Linked DNA regions of Homo sapiens: region 1 is linked to region 2. Evidence: chromatin contacts called from ENCODE Hi-C or POLR2A ChIA-PET data. All regions are on one chromosome and are shown on one strand. Each heading gives the region's core, a stretch centred on a gene start or an enhancer-like site at or near the end of the contact. The rest is flanking DNA. Distances are from core to core; before and after follow the strand shown.

The links. Hi-C counts contacts between places; a loop is a spot of excess contacts on that map. ChIA-PET counts read pairs that join two places held with the same protein, here RNA polymerase II (POLR2A). Pooled maps may share reads with other maps.
Region 1: a loop to region 2 is called in a map of mammary epithelial cell, with 7 times the contacts of the local background. The contact joins two enhancer-like sites. A Hi-C loop is called at or near these places in 3 of 168 maps with a recorded cell type or tissue (HCT116, PC-3 and mammary epithelial cell) and 2 of 50 pooled maps. POLR2A ChIA-PET finds 5 or more read pairs at or near these places in 1 of 52 experiments (HepG2).

What each region holds. Positions count from the first base shown.
Region 1 is chr12:75,655,132-75,659,349 of GRCh38, forward strand. It overlaps LOC105369844 (a long non-coding RNA gene), which reads right to left. Exons shown (of 16, transcript XR_007063375.1): 8 at 3,913-4,044. Among named protein-coding and RNA genes, the nearest start is that of KRR1, 150 kb to the left of the region's middle. Within about 2 kb of position 1,665, at least 6 of the 41 ENCODE cell types and tissues checked have a DNase peak (open chromatin) inside an H3K27ac peak, as active enhancers do; they include HCT116, PC-3 and mammary epithelial cell, where a contact is called at or near this core.
Region 2 is chr12:75,861,784-75,866,087 of GRCh38, forward strand. No RefSeq gene overlaps it. Among named protein-coding and RNA genes, the nearest start is that of PHLDA1-AS1, 170 kb to the right of the region's middle. RefSeq lists a silencer at 1,226-1,520. Within about 2 kb of position 1,753, at least 6 of the 41 ENCODE cell types and tissues checked have a DNase peak (open chromatin) inside an H3K27ac peak, as active enhancers do; they include HCT116, PC-3 and mammary epithelial cell, where a contact is called at or near this core.

The DNA of each region.
Region 1 (4,218 bases), core at 415-2,914, 210 kb before region 2:
TTATCTTTCCATCAACATTGCCAAGCACCCTGAAAAGTCCCAAAACCACAAATAAGTTGGGTTATTCTTGACCTTTTGTGCCTTCCCCATAGCACCCCTTGTGAGATGTAACCCCTTTTTCTTCTACAGCTCTTATATGCTTTTATATCTCTATATTGTAACTCTTTGCACAAACTGCTTCTTCATCCTCAATATGTATCAAGTACATGTGTTCTGCATACAGTAGGGGTTTAAGAGTTTCAAATGAGTCAGTGGCCGACCAGAAGGGAAATGGTTTTTCAAAGTGGTTTTTGCTTTGAAAGAGGCATCTATAAGGCAATGAGGACAGAAAAGGAAATAGAAAAATGAAGCTGAGAAAAGAAAGATGCAAAGATGAAAAGTAGGGATGGTGAGGGGTGGCACAGAGATAAACTGCGGTGGTGTGGTATAAAAGCAGGAACCACATTGGTACCAGAGAGGTGGAGTTCACTGGCAAAAAGAGAAGATAAAAGACAAAAGGCTAGGGGTGGCCTTTGCCTTGGTCTTCAGAGATCTTCAATGATCTTCAATGATCTCTGAAGACCAAGTCAGAGGCCTCCCCTAGCAAGTGTTGGAAGCGAAAAGTGGAAGAGGAACTGACTCTTGTATTTTAAACTCGATCCCCCAGCCCTCCAGGAGATCCAGGTAGTGGGCAGGGAGTTATCAGAGTCATGTCATAGAGAAGTCTAAGAAACCCAGATAAGGAGATGAGGGATGAGTGTCACCAGGAAGCAGATCCCTGTATGAGAATCAGTATGTGGCAACAGAAATCAAACCACTTTCAACTAGACCCAAACTTAATGTAAAGACACATCTTCTAATATATCCCAACAGGGCTGAAATTAATCCTAGAGATGGAGAGTTTTGAACCTGCAGGGTAGGATAGGCAAATGATTACACTTGACTAACTAAATGGACCTTGAGGTTGACTTGCCAACACCCAGACCCACTATCTTACCTACGTTTTTGTCCATGGAGGCAAACCAAGAGGACAGGGGATGCTGACTCCAGGCTGGCTCCACACATAAAGCATGCTCTTAGGGCCTAAAAAATCAGAGTATTTTTACCATCTGGCCCAAGACAAATATTTGGGCTGCAAGGCAGGAGGGAGCATTTGCCTGAGGTTTTGGGTCAAATAGTAACAGGTTTTTCAGGCAGTGGGTGTAGACCTGGGAGTTGTTGGCAGCCATGTTGGGACAAAAGCATAGCAGCTTTGGCACAAAGCTGCATCACTCACCACTGAGTATCAGAGAAAAGGACAGAAACCAAGTCCTTGGTGATGCAATTTTGTGACTGGATCAAACCAATCCTGACACCTATACACTTCTGAATTTCCAGTTATGTGAGCCAACAAATCTTCTTTATGGCATAAGCCAGTTTAATTTGTGTTTTCTGATATGGTAACTGGATGCATTCTAACTGAGACAACCTTCAAAGTGATCAGGTAGGTGTTCATGGAGAACAGAACCTGGCAAAACATGCTGGAGAAACCAGGGAAGTCAAAGATCAGAGAAGGCTGGTGTAGCCAATGAAAACTACACAAGTATCTTGAGAAGTGTCTCTGAAGAAAAGGTAGATGTGGCAGATGAGGAAGAGAGTAGGCCTTGCCATCTGCAAGAAGGGTGTGACCCACCACACAGGAATGGGCTAGGACCAGCTGAGCATGGCCCTTCCCTTCCCTTGTCTGACAGTTATGGAAAGGAATTCTTTCATTTCCTGGTGAGCAGCAGCTCTACCCATTGCATCAGCTTGCTGTGCTCGCCTGGTGTCTGCTCCTTAATCAGACATGGGAGCCAGGGCAAGTGAATGCCAAGTTGTGAAAATAGAAGAACAGGTAAATGGAAGTTCTCTCCAATTTGCATCTGGAGTAACACAGGGGTGATAGATGTGAGAAAGCCAAATTGCTAGGTAATGTACACATCAGGCATAGCTTGCTGCAGTATGATATGGTCATGAACAACTTTCTTTGAGAAATTTGCCTCGACTATCAAATGTGGTTTTCTTTTCCTTTAATGTTCTATAATTAGTTAATAAAAATGTCTGTAATCCAAATTAATATCCATAATGTACCAATCAAAATCAGAGATGTATGATATACTCAGACTGGAGATGCTGCTCTTCCACAATTCTACAAACAGGCATTTGCCCCAGGTCCTCGGTGGCTCCACAAGCCCCTTGTGTGAACATGAAACAGCCCATAGAGCAGAAAGAAAGGCAAAAATAAGACTCAGTGGGTCGGGCACAGTGGCTCATGCCCGTAATCCCAGCACTTTGGGAGGCCAAGGCAGGTGGATCACTTGAGGTCAGGAGTTCAACACCAGCCTGGCCAAAATGGTGAAACCCCACCCCTGAAAAAAAATTAGCTGGGCATGGTAGCGCATGCCTGTAATCTCAACTATTTGGGAGGGTGGGGCAGGAGAATAGCTTGAACCTGGGAGGCAGAGGTTGCAGTGAGCCAAGATTGCATCACTGCACGCCGGCCTGGGCGACAGAGTGATACTTTGTCTCAAAGTAAGTAAGAAAGAAAGTAAATAAATAAATAAATAAATAAATAAATGAGACTCAATGAAAATCTAGAATTTAAATGGTAAATTTCTTAGAAGTGAGCCCCTCTTGATTCCCCTCTGGTTTTCAAAAGGAAATCCTCATTCATAAAATGTCTGAAAATGACTTTCATAATTGAAGCTGTGACTCTTAGTTTGGGGCCCTAGCATGCCAGCAATTCAGTCAGATTATCTGAAATAATGATTTATCATTGCAGATAGTCCAGCAATAATTTCAGATACCACAGCCTCTGCTGACACTTTTCAGATGTTTTCCTTATGATAAATTTATCTGTTTTTACTTTTTTCATTAAATGTATCTGCTCTGGTGTCTTTGTTCCTTCTTCCATTAGTCTGGAAATCCTTGTGCAAGCCTGAGCCATAAGCTATCCCTCCATCTCTTGAAGAACACAGTAATGGAGTAAGAATTCATAAGTGTATGCCTCAGAATCCTCAGATATCTGGGACCTGGGAGTCTCAAAATCGAGGCTATGCAGAGCTGGATAAAATAAAACTAGAATCAGGGTCCCCTGAGTCGTGGAAACTACTCCAGTATCCAAATGTATCTGAGCCTCTTTGCACATCCAGGGAAGACTAAAAGTATTTTCCAGCCTATGAAATCAATTTCTTACAAAGATAAAAGGAAATTATTGTTGGTCTTTTTACTTTATGACCTACCTCTTTGTAATAAGAATTGAGGCAAATTTGTCATCAAATGCTCTTTGCAGAGAGGTAGGATGTCATAATGGAGGGAGCCCAGGCCCTGAGGTTAGACATAAATGGAGATGAATACAAGTTCCCTCACTGATCAGCTCTATGCCTTCTGGCAAGTTACTTAATCTCTCTGACCCTTGCTCTCCTTTGCTATAAAAAGGGGTTATTGATACCTGCATTTTGGGCATGTTATATGGATTAGGAATAATCTATTAAAAATGCATAGCATAGTGGCTGGTACAAAGTAGACATTCAACAAATTACAGTTATTATCATCATTTTCAAAGTAAATTAGTTTAAACATTTAGGAATCGGTTTATGCTTCCAGATGACTACATAAACCTGAGAGATTTTTTTTTTTTTTTTGCCCCATATAAATTTTCTGTAATTGTATACACTGGCTGTGAATCCAGTTATGAATCGAGAATAATATATTTAAAGTAATCTTATTCCAGATTAAAAATAAATTCTAATGGTTTGCCTCAAAAAGAGAAACAATCAAGCTTCCCATTAAGACAAATTCAGTAACCACAAAAGCATGCAGAGCTAGACAAAAGAAGATAGTACTATTCTTTCCACGAGTGTGTGACTCATTTTCAACTCAAAGATGGTGCACAGGAAACAAACGCTCATTTACCCACTAGGCTGCTCGGAGCCTGCAGGGATACAGACAACACCCCACTCATATTTTGCACATTCAGGCAAAATGTTATGTCCTTCCTCACTGGATTCAGTCCCATTTTTGCAGGTGTAACTTTTATAAGCAAGACTGAAAAGAAAAAAGAAAAAAACATGTCATTTGGGAGTGCATTCAAAGCCCATTAAGATGACACATTCACTCGTATTTCTCTTTAACCTTCAGGCCACAGGACAGCCTCCCAACCCAGCTAAAGAATCAAGGGCGGAAGGCCAAAATCATCTGAAAACAAATATGATACTTCAA
Region 2 (4,304 bases), core at 503-3,002:
ACAGTAAGAGAAAACTTTTTTTTAACACAGGACCTGATGAGAAAAATGAGACAATATATAAGGAAATACAACCTCCTATGATAAATGAATTGAATCCATATACCTTACTTATTGTAAGCAAAAATACGTATGGTAAAATATAAATAATCACAGGTTTAAATGTCCTCCTCTCTAGAACATTGGTAAAGCCCTTAACCAGGACCACTTGGGAGAGAAACTCTGTCCTTATCTGAGTCCAAATCTGCATCTTATTTTATAGTTTTCATCCATGAAGGTCTTTTTTGGCTGTTTCCTGTTGTCAGTGCTAATATGCTCATTGTAAAGAACTTTGAGTTTTTATGTCTACAATTACTCAAAGTCCAATGCCTAATACACAGGTTTTCTTCCATTTAAGTCATCAACTATATTTCTAGTATTGTTCCAGTCTCTGCTCGTAATTGCTTTTGTACGAGCCTGTATAACCAAAGAAACTTCTAAAGATACAGTCCTCTTATATGACCACTTTCAAATGGAACTGTTCCGCTCAAAGCTTCAGATCTTTCCTCAGGTGAGGCAGAGAGAGAAATCACTTCTAAATTGAGCATTTAGCCTTCATTACTATATTCCCTATATCACAATGTACTGTAAATGGTTCACTTATCTTGCATTTATCCCAAGGTACTATAAATTTATGTTTAATTATTTGATTGTTTATCTCTACCATGAGTTATAATAAGTCTAGGAGGACAGGGAGCATCTGTATTGTCTATTGCTGAATCACCTATACCTAACTTGATGCCTGGCTCACATAAATGTTTCATAAATATTTGTTGAATTGAAGAATGGACGGATGGATAATTGTTCCCTGCTTTTCCACAGAATATTTCCTACAAAGTTACTATCCACCCTTGAGGCCCCAGAGAACAGACAGGGTAGCACATTCATTTGTGTGTGTCCTCAGTACTGAGACCAAGGGCTGACACAGAGTAGTTGTATAATGAATGTTTGATGAATGACTGAATAACCTAAGGCAGAGTTCACTAAGCCATATGATTCATTGCCTTGTTGTTCAATACCTTCCACAAAAGAGTTGCCTAAGCTTGTATATAATCTGAATCAAATCAGAGGATTCAGCAGAAATTCTCTGAACTTGAATAGTCTGGCTTGTGAAACAGCTGAATATCTAAACATTCCCAAGTTCCCAAATTGTATGTAGACTAAATAATTTGCAACCAGGAATTGTCCTTGTTAGGGAGATTAGTGCTGAGAATATCCCAATTTGTACACTACTAAGTCCAAGAAACAAATTACATGTCTATTTGCCAGAGCCATGGTTTCTGTATGGCATCATCTCAGATGAGTCAGGACCAAAGAGGTCATCAGTATCAGAAATGCAGTGACTGATTTCCTGCACCGTTGAAGGCTGAGAAATAGGATTTGGGAATTGAGCTTTATAGTCCAAATATTCCTTCCATCACCTTACCCCCCCATAAATGCATGCACTCAATTGAAGTCAGATTACTCAGGCTGACTATAAAAGGCAAGATTTTCCTGTTTCCATTTTCAAATATAAAATAGCCACCTATAGGAAATAAAACATGATTCACAGTTAGGTAAATACTCTATTGTTAGTGAGTCAATAAACATGAATCAGTCGTATACTTATAAAGACAACCTGAAAGAATTTGAGGCATAGGATAACAAAATAAAAATTAGAGCTAACATCTGTTGAACATTTTGCTGTTCACCAAACATTGCACTAACAATATGGAATATATGACAGTTAATTTTAGGTATCCACTAGACTGGGTTGGGAATACCCAGGTAGCGAGCAAAACATTATTCCCGGGTGTGTCTGTGACGGTGCTTCTGGAAGAGATAAGCATTTGAATCAGTAGACTTAGTAATCAGCAGACTTCCATCCAGGCTCTGCACCGACTAGATGATGATCACCCACATCCTCTGGATAAAAAGCCAGAGGGAGAGTCAATTCATTCTCTTCTGGGTTGGGGATAGCCATCTTGTCCTGCCCTCAGACGTCGGAACTCCAGGTTCTCAGGCCTTCAGCCTTGGACTGAGAGTTGCACCGTTGGCTCCCCTGTTCCCAGGCCTTTGGACTCAGACAGAATTACACTACCAGCTTCTCTGGTTCTCCAGCTTGCAGACAGCATATCAGGATTTCTCAGCCTCTATAATCACATGATCCAATTCCCTTAATAAATTCCCTCTTATATCTATATATATCCTATTGGTTCTCTTTCTCTGGAGATCTCTGACTAATACAGAATATATCTTTTAAATCTCCATACTAACCCAAGAGGTAAAGTCTATTATTATCACCATTTTATAAATAAGAAAACTGACATCCATAGAAGTCAAATAATTTTCCCCAGATGACACATTATATAAAAGAGGGGCCAGGATTTAATCCCAGAAAGATAAAAAGGTAAAAATCTAAGCCAATCATTTAACATCTGAGTCAAGAAGCAGAGAAAAATCAGTGAACACCTTTAAAAGTTCTTTTGGGGTTAAGGGAGTCTGGCATACAAGTAGGATTTCCACTTCTATGCAGTTCAGACAGGAAAGGAGATGGTCCCAAAGTGGTAGGTGTGGCTGGGAATACAACCAATTTGAATCAAAAGGAGGAAAGAAAATCAGTTCCAGATCCAGAATACTATGTGTCTCTCCCAAGGCCTATTCCCCTCCCACAAAAAAATTGTCCAATTTTTAAAATTTTCTCTTAAGGGTCACATCTATAAAACAAATCACTGGAGGCTCAGAATAGGTACTTTTTACAAATATTATTAGCTCCTGAATATAGGTATCTTACTTACTACTCTTAATACATTTTGAAACCATGAGAATCACTAAATAAAGGCAGATCTTTTACCCATGATTCACCTACTAATCCAAAGCATCCAGCTAAATAGAATTCCCATTATTTCCAATAACACTGCTCTGCTCAGAAAGCAAGAGGCCTAATCATAATCTACTCTCCGGTAGCCTCCAACAGGTGAAATGTGTTCAACAGTCCCCAGCCTTCAGGAGGGCAATTCAGTGTGCACGTAGATACAGCCAATAGCATCTGTTATCTGTTCCATCAAGCTTGCCCAAGGGGTGGTGTTCAGGAACTCAAACCACGTTTTTCCCCTGCTCTCACGTCGACAGCATAACAATCAACACAGAAGACTTCTGTGACCCCAAAACATGTGAAGATTTCTCCCCACTAGCAAACAAGGAATCCATTCTGCAGCAGACAACAGCTCGGTGTCCTCCAATTCGATTCCGGCTTTATCTGCTTGCAGACAGCGTCAGATCCCACAAGTAGAGGGCTCAATCATGAAAACTGGCCCCTGCTTCAGCCACCAGCCACAAGCCCAGGCCCTCAGAAATTTGACTGACCAGCTTTAAGTTGGGGTTTCCATGACCCACCTCTTTGGGCTCAATTAATTTCATGGGATGGCTCACAGAATTCAGGGAAACATGTTTACTGGTTTACTATAGAGGATATCACAAAAGATACAGATGAAGAGATAAAGGGAGTGAGGTATGGAGGAAGGGGCACAGAGCTCCTCAAGGTACACCAGGAACCTCCTCATGATCAGCTATCAGGAAGCTCCCCAAATCCAGTCCTCCTGAGCCTTTTATGCAGACTCCACTGGATAGGCATGATTGAAACATAGAAAACCATGTAGAAATGTGATTGGACAAAAAAGATGTGATCTAAACCCAGCGAGGCCCGTCTGTTCAGATTCTTCTTGGCCTCTCTGTGCAGGCTTCCTTCCTCTAGGGTATGAGTCAGGACCCTCTCTGGAATATAAGTTCTTATGACCCACAAGTAGATTGAGTCCTGCCTTGGGCAAGTGGAAGGAGAAGGTCAGAGAGTGATTCTGTTTCCTGCGGCCTGCACCTGAGACCTAAAGTGCCCCATCATTATAACAAAGGACTATAAAAGGGCTAATGGAAGCTATAAGCCAGGAAACCATGACATTCATATATATAAACCATATATATGTTTTCATTCATATATATAAACCATATATGTTTTCATTCATATATATAATGTTTTCATTTATATATAAACATATATGTTTTCATCCATATATAAATATATATTTGTTATATATATGTTATAAAATATCACAGGTGACACAAAGTAATGTACCTGCAATTTTTTCTTTGGTCCTTAACTGCTCTGAGGAACTAGTGTAGCCCTGATTTTCCTATGGGAATTGTGTATTGGGCACAGGTGAAACAATTACAAGTAGCAATGCTTCTAGATGTCCCTTGTAATAGCAGACCAATAAGCATTCCTCATAGAGTTG